Linked DNA regions of Homo sapiens: region 2 is linked to region 1. Evidence: read pairs that join two places in POLR2A ChIA-PET (ENCODE). Cell type or tissue: GM12878. All regions are shown on one strand. Links, peaks and the distances in the headings refer to the core of each region. The heading gives the core; the rest is flanking DNA. Region 1 holds the start of RAB29 (RAB29, member RAS oncogene family). Region 2 overlaps SLC45A3 (solute carrier family 45 member 3).

Region 1 (5,369 bases), core at 312-5,311:
AGTTATCTCAGGAAAGACAGTATCCCTGACCTTTAGGGGCTAGCATTCCAATGGCTCAGTCTGTCATTGTTGGCTCAGAAATAAGAAAAGAGGGTCCACAGGGCCACAGTGGAAGATGGATACATCTGCATGCCTATCAGCATGAGCTACTTACCTCATAGCCTCATTAATATTTTTGTTCTCCTTGACTGATGTTTCTGTCCAACCTGTGAAACCGTTCTCTTTACTGAACCGGTCAATCTGGTCCCGGCTCACTGCCCAAGGGGACAGATCACACTAGCAAAGAGAAAAAATAAAAGGCAGTATCATAAACTTCCTGCAACTAAGAAAGAATATGGCTCAGATACTGTGGATTTTAAACATATTTCCACCAATGGATAAGAACACCAGCATCGGAAATCTATAATCAACATTCTTCCCAAAGAAAGTCTCACCCTTGGCTGGGCGCAGTGGCTCACGCCTGTAATCCCAGCACTTTGGGAGGCTGAGGCGGGCAGATCATGAGGTCAGGAGAGCGAGACCATCCTGGCTAACACAATGAAACCCAGTCTCTACTAAAAATACAAAAAAATTAGCTGGGTGTGGTGGTGGGCACCTGTAGTCCCAGCTACTCGGGAGGCTGAGGCAAGAGAATGGCGTGAACCTGGGAGGCAGAGCTGGCAGTGAGCCGAGATCGCGCCACTGCACTCCAGCCTGAGCAACAGAGCGAGACTCCGTCTCAAAAAAAAAAAAAAGAAAGAAAGTCTCACTCACCCTCAACATCCTTTGAAGGAGGTAGAGATGATTTTGCCAACTTAAGAAGGGGAAATGGATGCCCAGAATCAGAGAGCATTTTACTTCCTTTCTAACCACAGATAGAGGCTAGGGACCATTTTCTGAGATTGGCCACATACCTTGTTGGCCAAGAGCAGGCAGGGCACCGGCTCTCCATTGGGTAGTGTGAGCTTGCTGTCTAGGTCCTGTTTCCACCTCTGGCTGTTGCTGAAGGTAGTGGCATTGGTAACGTCAAACATAATAACACAGGCAGAGGCATCCCGATAATACAATCGTGTCATAGAGGTGAAGCGCTCCTGCCCTGGGGAGAAAGGGGAGAGTTCTCAAGGTGACCCAAGAGCCGGCCTCTCCCCATTCCTTGTAGAAGAGGGCAGTAAGCATATGTGTCAGATGGGGCCACTCACTTTCCCCCTCTGACTCTTGGTTTTCTATCCCATAAAGGGATAATGAAGCCCAATTATTTCCAAGGCAGATTCCGCACCCAGATTGCTCCAGTCCAAATCCCTGCTCTGCTGCATACTATTTGACTTCGGGCAAATCAAGCTCTCAGTGCTTCAGATTTCTCATTTGTAAAGTGAAGATAAAAGCAGTCGCTTTTTTTTTTTTTTTTTGAAACAGTTTCCTGCACTCCTGTTGCCCAGGCTGGAGTGCAGTGGTGCCATCTAGGCTCACTGCAACCTCCACCTCCCAGGTTCAAGCAATTCTCCAAAAGCAGTAGCTTTTATGATAGGGTTGATGTGAGGATTAATGAGTCAGTGAATTTAAAATACTTAGAAGAATGCTTGGCACATAGTAAGGATTCACTATTTTTACTGTATCTATTTTCTGGGGATCTTGTTTTTCACCAAGGTCAGCCTTAAACCTAGAAAAAGCACCCTCCCCTGCTGTGGGAGTGTCCACCTATAGTCTGGACAATCCACCACCTTGCCAGCCCCTCCATCCACATAGAGACTGCTCCAGATCTATTCAGGGCAAAACATCTACAAAAGCTCTGCACCTATTCAGCTCATGTGTCCTCAGAGCAGCTCAATCATTCCAGCTTCAGAAAAACAATTTCTGGCTTTGCTGCCCCATTTTTTCCTCAGAGCTTTCTAGTTAAATCAAAATTTCTTCCCTTGTTCCTATCTAGCCCTCCCACTTTACCTGCAATATCCCACAGCTGAAGCCGCACTATCTCGTAGTCAGACCACTGGAGAACCTTCAGAGCAAAATCCACTGAAAATATATGTACATTATACTTTAATAAAATTTCACTGTAAAAAATTAATAGGGATAAACTCAAATCAAATAGGCAGTGAAACCCTATGGACACACAACTCCAATCCCATATGTTTAACTTTAAGCCCTCAATTCACTGAGATGAGTCCACATGCGTGTATTTAGTGTGAGATGGATGATTCATACTCACTCTCCAAAGGGGTTTCCAGCTTTTACTCTACTGTCAAGCTCATTTATTTGCTACTGTTTGTCTCCAAGACTGGGGGTGGGAGTAACTATGAAAACAATTCTCATTCTCAGGTTAAATAGTTTCTGGGAGATTTAGGGGGTTTTCTCAGGGAAGGGGTGATGGGGGAGAAGGGGGAAATGAGACAAGTGTGGTTGCTTTCGTATCTTCCACATTCAATTTCACTGTTGGTTTCTAATCAAATTGTATTATGAAAAGAACACACCCTGGGGAACTCTACATCCACCATAAGGTTGCAGGTATTATCTTGGGCAAGAATGGAATAAATGGAAAAGGTCCCAGAGGAGTCCCAAGAAGAAGACACTGTGTGGATGTTGCTGAAGAGTCCTGCTGGAATCTACCACCAAGTCTGCAGGTGCTGAGACTCCTTAAGGCTGAGTAAGTATTCCATGGGGAAAGCCTTTTGGCTAAGGAGAGAAACAGAGTAATTTCTGAGGTTTGGAAATATTATCTTTCACATCTGTGACAGGAATCAAAGCTAAGGGAAATTTAGACTAAACACTGAAAAAAAAATTAGCCAATTATATTCTTTGCTAAAGGAAAACTACAGCAATTGTTAAAAATTAACTATTAATAGCAGGCCACTTTTAACCCAAATCCGTGAAATAGGGACCCTTATATTATTTAGGAGTGGGAGGGCAGAGCGGTCAGGATAGAGTGTCTGAAACTTTGAACCTTTAATTTTGCCAGACTTAAATTTTTTGTTCCTTTGTTTTTGAGACAGGGTCTCACTCTGTTGCCCAGGCTACAGTGCAGTGAGTGGTGCGAACGGGGCTCACTGAAGCCTCGACCTCCCCAGTTCAAGCAATCCTCTCGTCTCAGTTTCCCGAGTAGCTGGGACCACGGCTACTTTCTTCTTTAATTTTTGTAGAGGTGGGGGTCTTGCCATGTTTCCCATGGCTGGTCTCGAACTCCTGGGCTCAAGCAATCCTCCCGCCTCAGCCTCCTAAAGTGCTGGGATTGCAAGTATGAACCACGGTACTGGGCCCTACTGGGGGTTCTTAAGGAGAATGTTTTAATTGCAATGTAAATGTTTGTTAATTTCTTTTTAAACTTCCATATGAACAGGAGCACACATTTTCAATTTTTCCATTGGTACGAGTTTTCCCCCCTTGAAACAAGTTCTTTTAACAGAGAGAAATAAAATTTTAAGTTACTCTCCCCCATCACCAGCTCTTCCTAGCTAAATACCTTCTAATTAACAATAAGGCATTTCTGCCTCTGAAAAAATAGTTGAGTCCAAAGGCCACACCCGGGAAAGAAATGAATGAACTCGGTGTCCCCTTCCTCCCTACCTTCTCCAGTTTGAGGAAAAAAGTGGTGGGAAGATAGGTCAGAGAAGTGGTATATTTCACATTCTTGGAAGAATTCCTTGGTTACCTTTATTTAAGCAATCAACGGACAAAAACACAGCTCATCAGCCCTCATGGGCATCTGACTGCGTAGCCAAGGGGCTCGTTCGGGGATTTTGTGTCTTCCATCCCACCCACAGCCCCACAACAAAGCTACAGTCCTTCAGACCAGTTCCGCTTCCTGCGTTCTCCCACTGAAGCCAGGTTAAACACCTTGCGGTTCCTCCCTCAACAGAGGGGCAGGACTACAGCCCCAGCCGGCACCTAACCAGGAGGCCCCACAGAGGATCTCAGCTGCTTCTGCTGATTGGAGAGATTTGCCGGACAGCTGAAAGGCTGGAGACTTAAGTTCACAGTACGCCTGCAATAAACAGCAATTGCTCATCCTCATCCTCCCTTCCCTATTTCTCATCTTCACGCCTTTGCTCTTACCTTTCTCCTGGCAGTGGGCTCAGTTTGGGAAAATCTAACGGGAAACTCAAGAGAGGCGTGTAAACCAAACACCCGGCAATTACACCATCTAGGTTCCCAGACAGTACTTCCTGACCCGAAGAAGGACCCAACAACCGACAGCAAATCCCCACCCCACTTGGGTCCCCAGCTCGAGTCCGCGGTCGGGGCCTCCTCCTCCCCCTCCCCCTCCCCACCCCCGAGACGTCTCACCTCCCACCGTGGACTTGTAGTGTTTGCTGAAGCTGTCCTGGGAATATCGCTGCACCAGCGACGTCTTGCCCACTGCGGCGTCCCCCACCACCAGCACTTTGAACAGGTGGTCGCGGCTGCCCATGGCTAGCGGGGTGTGCGTTTTAGGGAGGCGGGAAGTGTGGTCGGGGATCGGGGGTCGCTCGTTTTAACCCCTTTGGATCCGGACCCTCTTCAAACTGAAGTGAGGCATTCCCACCCACCGCCTGTCTGGGCTGCTCTGACGAGAAAGCAAAAAAGGAAACTTTGCACTCAACCTATACGCGCTTCCTCCCCGGGCGGCCGCAACCTGGGTGGGGCGCAGGGCGCGAGCTCCGAGCCCCCGGCTGTTCGCACCTTCCCCACCCCCTCCTGGCCTGACTGCCGAGAAACTGGACCAGGCGCCGCGGAACCTCACCCACCGGGACTTCCCCCGAGCGGCTCCAAGTCAGTGACTGAATCCCAGTCAGCTCCTTACACCACTGGGGCCAGATGATGGGGACCCTCCCCTTGCAGCACAAACCAAATTGTGAGGAAGGAGCAGCCGGCACCTCGATTCCCTAGACGCCCTCCCGCGCGCCTCTCTCTCCCCTTCCTCCGCAAGCGTCACGTGCAGGGTTGCCTGTGGCACTACATTTCCCAGCTTTCCTCGCGGTAAAGAGAACCAGCCGAGTGCGGAGGCTCACCGCGAAGCCTCCTGGGAAATGTAGTATATTCGTTATTTTGTTTTAAGCAAACCTACACCAAGTTTCAAGGCTTCAAACTCCCTCGACAGTTTGGAATCTTATTTTGAAACAATTCTAGGTCAGTAAAGATCCCTTAAGGGGAGATTTGTGCAACGTGATCTCACTGGCCTGAATCCATCCCCAGATAGTTTTCTCCTGTCTTTAAAGGTTTAACTGAGTTAAGATTGAAACTTATTTCATTAGTAAAAGCCCAAGCCTCATCCATCATGCTCCAAGTGAAGTCCATTTCCTATTCCTTCAAGTAGATAGACAAGCCCAGGACTTTGTGAAATGACTCATATTTTCTGTGTGAACTTGCCCAATACCAGGCAAGTTCAGGAAAACTTGACCCAAGAGACCAGTCTTTGGAAA
Region 2 (5,369 bases), core at 297-5,296, 110 kb before region 1:
TAGTCTGAAGGTTTCCTGGGAGTCTCAGCTGTGAGGACAGGCGGGTGAGAGGGAACACAAAGACAGCTGGCCATAGGCTTCAAGACGCTTCTAGGACGCCTGAGCTGGAAGGCGCTGGTGAGATTATTTGGAAAGTCGTTGGGGGAGCAGAGGGCACACTGCGGCTGGAACCAGGCAGATCTGAAATCCAGCCTTAACTCCTCCACTCCCTCTAGACTTTGAATAAGCTCCGCCTTTCCTTCTGTCAAACTGGGGCAACGACTCTGATCAGACTCCTAGAGCAGCCAGAGGCCTTCCTGAAACCGCAAGCAGAGATGTTCCACACCCATGAGAAGCCGTGTATGCAGATGGGGTCCATCCCCACTTTCCTGACAGAGAAGTCGGGGCCAGGATGGAGAGGCACCAGCCCAGACACAGCCCCGAGTGTCGTCTCTGGTGGGCGGCTCCCACACCAGCCTCTGCTGGCTGCCAAGGCCTTACCTTCATCATAGTGTCTCCGGGCCTCGGTGCCCGGCTCAGCTCTGGGCACGCCCTGGTACAGCCCCTCGCCCACGAAATCCGTGTAAAACAGCGTGAAGGTCATGAGTGCCATCCAGCTGCACAGCTCAGCCACGAAGAGCCGGCGCAGGGTGCGGGGCATGCGGCAGCACAGCTGGTGCAGCCGGGGAAGCAGGGCGCCCAGGTTCCGGAAAGCCAAGCGGGCCCGGCATGGACAGCAGTGGGGCGACAAGGAGGGGGCCGACAGCCCTTCTGCTGGCTCGGTGGGGCCCAGCGCTGCCTCCTCAGCCACCAGCAGTGTGGCTGCTACGCAGGTGAGGAAGATGAGGGTGAGCAGGCCAAAGAGGCACTCCTCCTGGGTGCCCAGGTAGGGGGCCAGGGCACTGGTGTCCCAGTCAATGGCAGGCAGGAGGTAGCCCAGGCAGCCCCCAAGACTGATCATGAAGGCATAGACAGAGTAGGCCTGGCGACAGTGGTCCGGGTCCCGGAAGAGGTCAGAGAGCAGGGCCTCCAGTGGAGTGAAGCACACCTGGCCACAGAAGTCCAGCAGCCCCACGCCCAGGATGAGCAGTGCCAGCTCCAGGGGCCTGGGATCCGGGCACAGCAGCCCTGCTAGCCAGCCGGCCCTTGGGATGAGAAAGAGGCTCAGCAGGATGCCCAAGGACAGTGCCCAGATGAAGGGCCGGCGGCGGCCATAGCGTCCACGCCAGTGGTCACTGGCTGAGCCTAGGAGCGGGACACAGACCAGGCCCAGCACTGGACCAATGCCTGCAAGAAGGGAAGTAGTATGAGTCAATGGCTGGGACAAGTAAAGGGCAAGGGGAAGGGGAACCAAGCTCCGTGAGAAGGATGGAAATAACATTCCGTACTCGACACTGTGCTACGTCTTCACAGGGATGCTGTAATTTACTCCTCATAACACAGGCATTACAGATGCCCCCATTTTCAGATGGACAAACTGAGGCATGGAGCAACTAAGAAGTGATACTTATTCAAAGGCGCAGACCTAGGGAGGGTAAGAGGCAGCGTTTCAACAAGCAGTGTGACTCCAGAGCCTGCAATCCTCACAGGGGCCCCTCTTCCTGGGGGTGAGGGGTTGTCACACAATGGTTACTACTTGCCTTCTGTGGCTTTTGTAGAATTTATCTGCAGAGTCAGGAGTCCACCCCTTGTCCTAGGGGTAGGAGCAAGCTCCGGCTGGGAGACCTTGATGGAGTCCCAGCTCTACTGTTCAGCTGCTATTTGGCTTTGGCTAAGACTTACCTAACCTCTTAAAAGCCTCTGCTTCCTTCTCTGTAAAATGGATCACCTCAAATGGTGGTTGTAAGCATTAAATGAGATAATCGCTATAAATTATAAAAGGGCTAGCCAAAGGTTAGGAGCATTTCTCCAGTGTCTCCTATGAGCCAGGCTCTGTGCAGGACCAGGGATCCAGAGGTGACTGGGGTATGTCCTTGGTATTCTCTTCTTTCTCTTGGTGTGCCCCCTCAGCCCAGGGTCACCCTCCTGCCCAGCAATGCCTTCCCAGCAGACCACCTCTCCCTCCAAGCAGCTCCCAGGGCAGAGGTACTCCTGTCCCACATGCCAGGTGGCATGTATCTGGAACAGGAAGGAAGGAGGATGTAGTGACTCACCCAGCACCATGGTCATGAACTTCTCCTCTACCCCCACTTCCAGCAGCAGAGGCGGCACATAGGTGATGCCTGCGGCCAAACACACCTCCAGGCCAAAGGTTAGCAGGTTGACCAGCAAGAGCTGGGCTTTCCGGTGCCGCAGCAGGCGGCTCACCCACAGCCTCTGGACCATAGTGGGCCAGGCGGGTAGGGCTCAGGGGGCCGTTCAGGCACTCCAGAACTGCTTCGTCTCGGCTCTGCTCCAGAAGCTGCGGCCTCTCCTCCTTGCTGCCGCCAACTGCCTAGGAATCAGCCAGGCGCCCATTTCTGCCAGCCCTTTGGTGCCGGTCCAGCTTCTCAGCCCATGCTCAACACCTGCTGCTGTGGGGCACCTCAGTGGGGACACGTCTCATCACTCAGATCCTAGAAGGGCGGGGCAATCACAAGCACACGGGGTGTTAAGTCCTGGGAGCCAGGTCTCCACGATTTGCTCTAAATTGTCTGGATCCTGATCATTCACAGGCTGGCGACTGGCCCTGTCACCGAGGTGCCACCCCCTTCTGCCCAGTCAGGAAATGCATGTTAATATTAGCCTACGGCTGACATAATTAATAAGGTAAATATGATTTTTTAAACCTCAGCACACTCCAGAGCCAAACAGATGTTGGTTATTCTCTGTTTTGAAAAATCTACAATTTCCCTTCCCTGTTAGTATTGGGGAGCGGGAGGGAGCAATCAAACCAACTGAATTTTTAGTTGCCCAGCTATCAAGGTGCCCCTGGAGACCCTCTGCCAGGCCTGGTTTGTTTGCTTTTGTCTTTCTACTCCCCAAACCTGGGGTGTTCAATTCCCCTTTGTTAAGAGTAACACTTCCTATTCTGCATTGCTTGGCCATGAGCCACACTGCACCACAACCCCTAACCCCAAAGACCAGGATGAAGGGGAAAGGGAGGAGAGGCTGTTTTGTTGGGTTGGGTTTTAACTTACAGAAGGCTCCCTGGGGTGAGCCTAGGCCTGAAAATCTCTCCCTTGAGTTTCTCCCTGAGTTCAACGTTCAAGGGGAAGAAACAATCCCTCACATGGCCGTCCAACTGTCATGGGAGAGTGGAGCCGTCCCCAGGTTCTAGCTCACAGGGGCATGAAACCACACCACCTGGCAATACCTGTAATGATACCAGTGACTCCCCCAAGCTGACAGGATGCCCAGCCACTTCCAGGGCAGCCTTTCTGTGCTCTTAAATGGCAGAGAAAGGAATTTTTCGGTGCTCTTTTCAATTTTCAGCAGAGAAGTCCCACACCCCTTCCTGCTAGCCCTGCCTCCTGTGCAGAAAGAACCATCCTGTACCTCCCCCGCCAAGCAAGCGGTCTCCAAGTCTTGCTTCCCGACAATACAGCCATTGCAGTATCTAAGCCTCTGCTTAGAAGTGACTATGAAAAGCTGGGTGCGGTGGCTCATGCTTGTAATCCCAGGACTTTGGGAGGCCAAGGCAGGCGGATCACTTGAGGTCAGGAGTTCAAGACCAGCCTGGCCAACATGGTGAAACCCCATCTCTGCTAAAAATACAAAAATTAGCCAGGCATGGTGGCAGGTGCCTCCACCACCCCCAGCCCCTACTCATGCCCTCTGCCAATCTCAGCACCTCATTATAAAAGGCATTTCAACTTATCTTATCTTTTCACACAATACTAAACCCCATGGGGCCTTGCATATTACAAAGCGTGTTGTGGGTGCTCTGAGCTGTGCCACAGAGAAATCAGCCAGGACTGAGTGTGGTGGCTCATGCCTATAATCCCAGAACTTCAAGAGGCCAAGGCAGGAGGATCACTTCAGCCTGGGAGTTTGAGACCAGCCTGGGCAACACAGCGAGACCCCCTCTCTACAAAAAATTTAAAAATTATCCAGGCGTGGTAGTATGCACCTGTGGTCCCAGCTACTTAAGAGGCTGAGATGGGAGGATTGCTTGAGCCTGGGAGGTCAAGGGTGCAGCGCGCAGTGATTGGACCACTGCCTCCAGTCTGGGTGACAGAGGGAGACACTGCCTAAAAAAACATCAGATGGCTATCAGTCCTGGGTAAGGTCTGTTCACTCCACCACCACCTTCAGGGGCTTTGCAGCTGGCAGATCATGAAGGAAGGGAATTGAGATAAGGCTGGGCAACCAGCAGCCTCCTCCCCTAAATCCTGCTCAGACTCACCCTTTGGGATGGGGCACACGGCCTCCTACGGAGGTGGCATGAGAAGGGGTGTAAAATACTGACCCATACTGTCTCCAAAAGGAAGGTGGAAGGCCAGACCTCAGTCTTAGCTGAGCTGTCATAGGTTCAACTTGAGCATCTCATTGCTGCATTTCCACAGTACCCCCAAGAAGGAAAGCAGGAGACAGCACAGAGACCAAGAGGCAGTGCTATCCAGCCTAAAGGGAGGGGTTCTGCGGCCAAAGGCTTCCAGCCCATTCCACTCCCCACCCTTGTTCTGGGAGGGCCCTGAATGCTAACCTGCTCTGGGTTTTCAGGAGACCAGGTCCTCCCTGAGCAAACAGAGACTTTGTTAGACCCAGCCTCGCCTATAACCTGCACCCATTCTCTAAGTCCTGGCTGCTCCCTATTGTTTAAAATAAATTGCAGGCCAGGCACAGTGGCTCACATCTGTAATCTCAGCACTTTGGGAGGCTGGAGTGGGATGATGGCTTGAGGGCAGGAGCTTAAGAACAGCCTGGGCAACATAGAAAGACCCTGTTTCTACAAAAATAAAAATAAAATAGGCCAGGTACAGTGGCTCATGCCTGTAATCCCAGCACTTTGGGAGGCCAAAGCAGGCAAATTACCTGAGGTCAGGAGGTTCGAGACCAGCCCGGCCAACGTGGTGAAACCCCATCTCTACTAAAAATACAAAAATTAGCTGGGCATGGTGGCGTGCGCCTACAATCCCAGCTACTCGGGAGGCTGAAGGAGGAGAATTGCTTGAACCTGGGAGGCGGAGGTTGCAGTGAGCCGAGATTGTGCCACTGCACTCCAGCCCCATGACAGTGCGAAACTCCATCTCAAATAAAAATAAATACATAAGATAAAAAATAAATAAATAAAAATTAGCTGGGCATGGTGGCATGCACCTATAATCCCAGCTACTCAGGAGGCTGAGGTGGGAGGATCTCCTGAGTCCAGGAGTTCGAGGCTGCAAGTGAGCTATGATCGTGCCAGTGTTCTCCAGCCTGGGCAACAGAGTGAGACCTGGTCTCTAAAAAATAAAAAAATAAAAATA

The links. Peaks named below come from ENCODE experiments on the same cell type or tissue, not always from the same donor. Only the 100,000 strongest peaks of a DNase experiment are listed, where the experiment ranks them.
Region 2: POLR2A ChIA-PET joins it to region 1 with 28 read pairs; 6 of 35 experiments call an interaction of 5 or more read pairs at or near these places.

The regions. Positions count from the first base shown.
Region 1 is chr1:205,770,579-205,775,947 of GRCh38, forward strand. It overlaps RAB29 (RAB29, member RAS oncogene family), which reads right to left and starts at 4,904. Exons shown (of 6, transcript NM_003929.3): 1 at 4,695-4,904; 2 at 4,255-4,508; 3 at 1,918-1,989; 4 at 894-1,075; 5 at 155-276. The coding sequence starts at 4,378. RefSeq lists an enhancer at 3,769-3,818. In GM12878, for the core only: no CTCF peak of the experiment used is centred there; DNase peaks (open chromatin) are centred at 2,281, 3,790, 4,682 and 4,943; H3K4me3 peaks cover 2,799 bases; H3K27ac peaks cover 1,754 bases.
Region 2 is chr1:205,662,353-205,667,721 of GRCh38, forward strand. SLC45A3 (solute carrier family 45 member 3) reads right to left here. Exons shown (of 5, transcript NM_033102.3): 2 at 2,133-2,534; 3 at 481-1,266. The coding sequence starts at 2,304. Among named protein-coding and RNA genes, the nearest start is that of SLC45A3, 15 kb to the right of the region's middle. RefSeq lists enhancers at 1-187, 188-743, 1,653-2,852. In GM12878, for the core only: no CTCF peak of the experiment used is centred there; a DNase peak (open chromatin) is centred at 3,229; H3K4me3 peaks cover 362 bases; H3K27ac peaks cover 1,306 bases.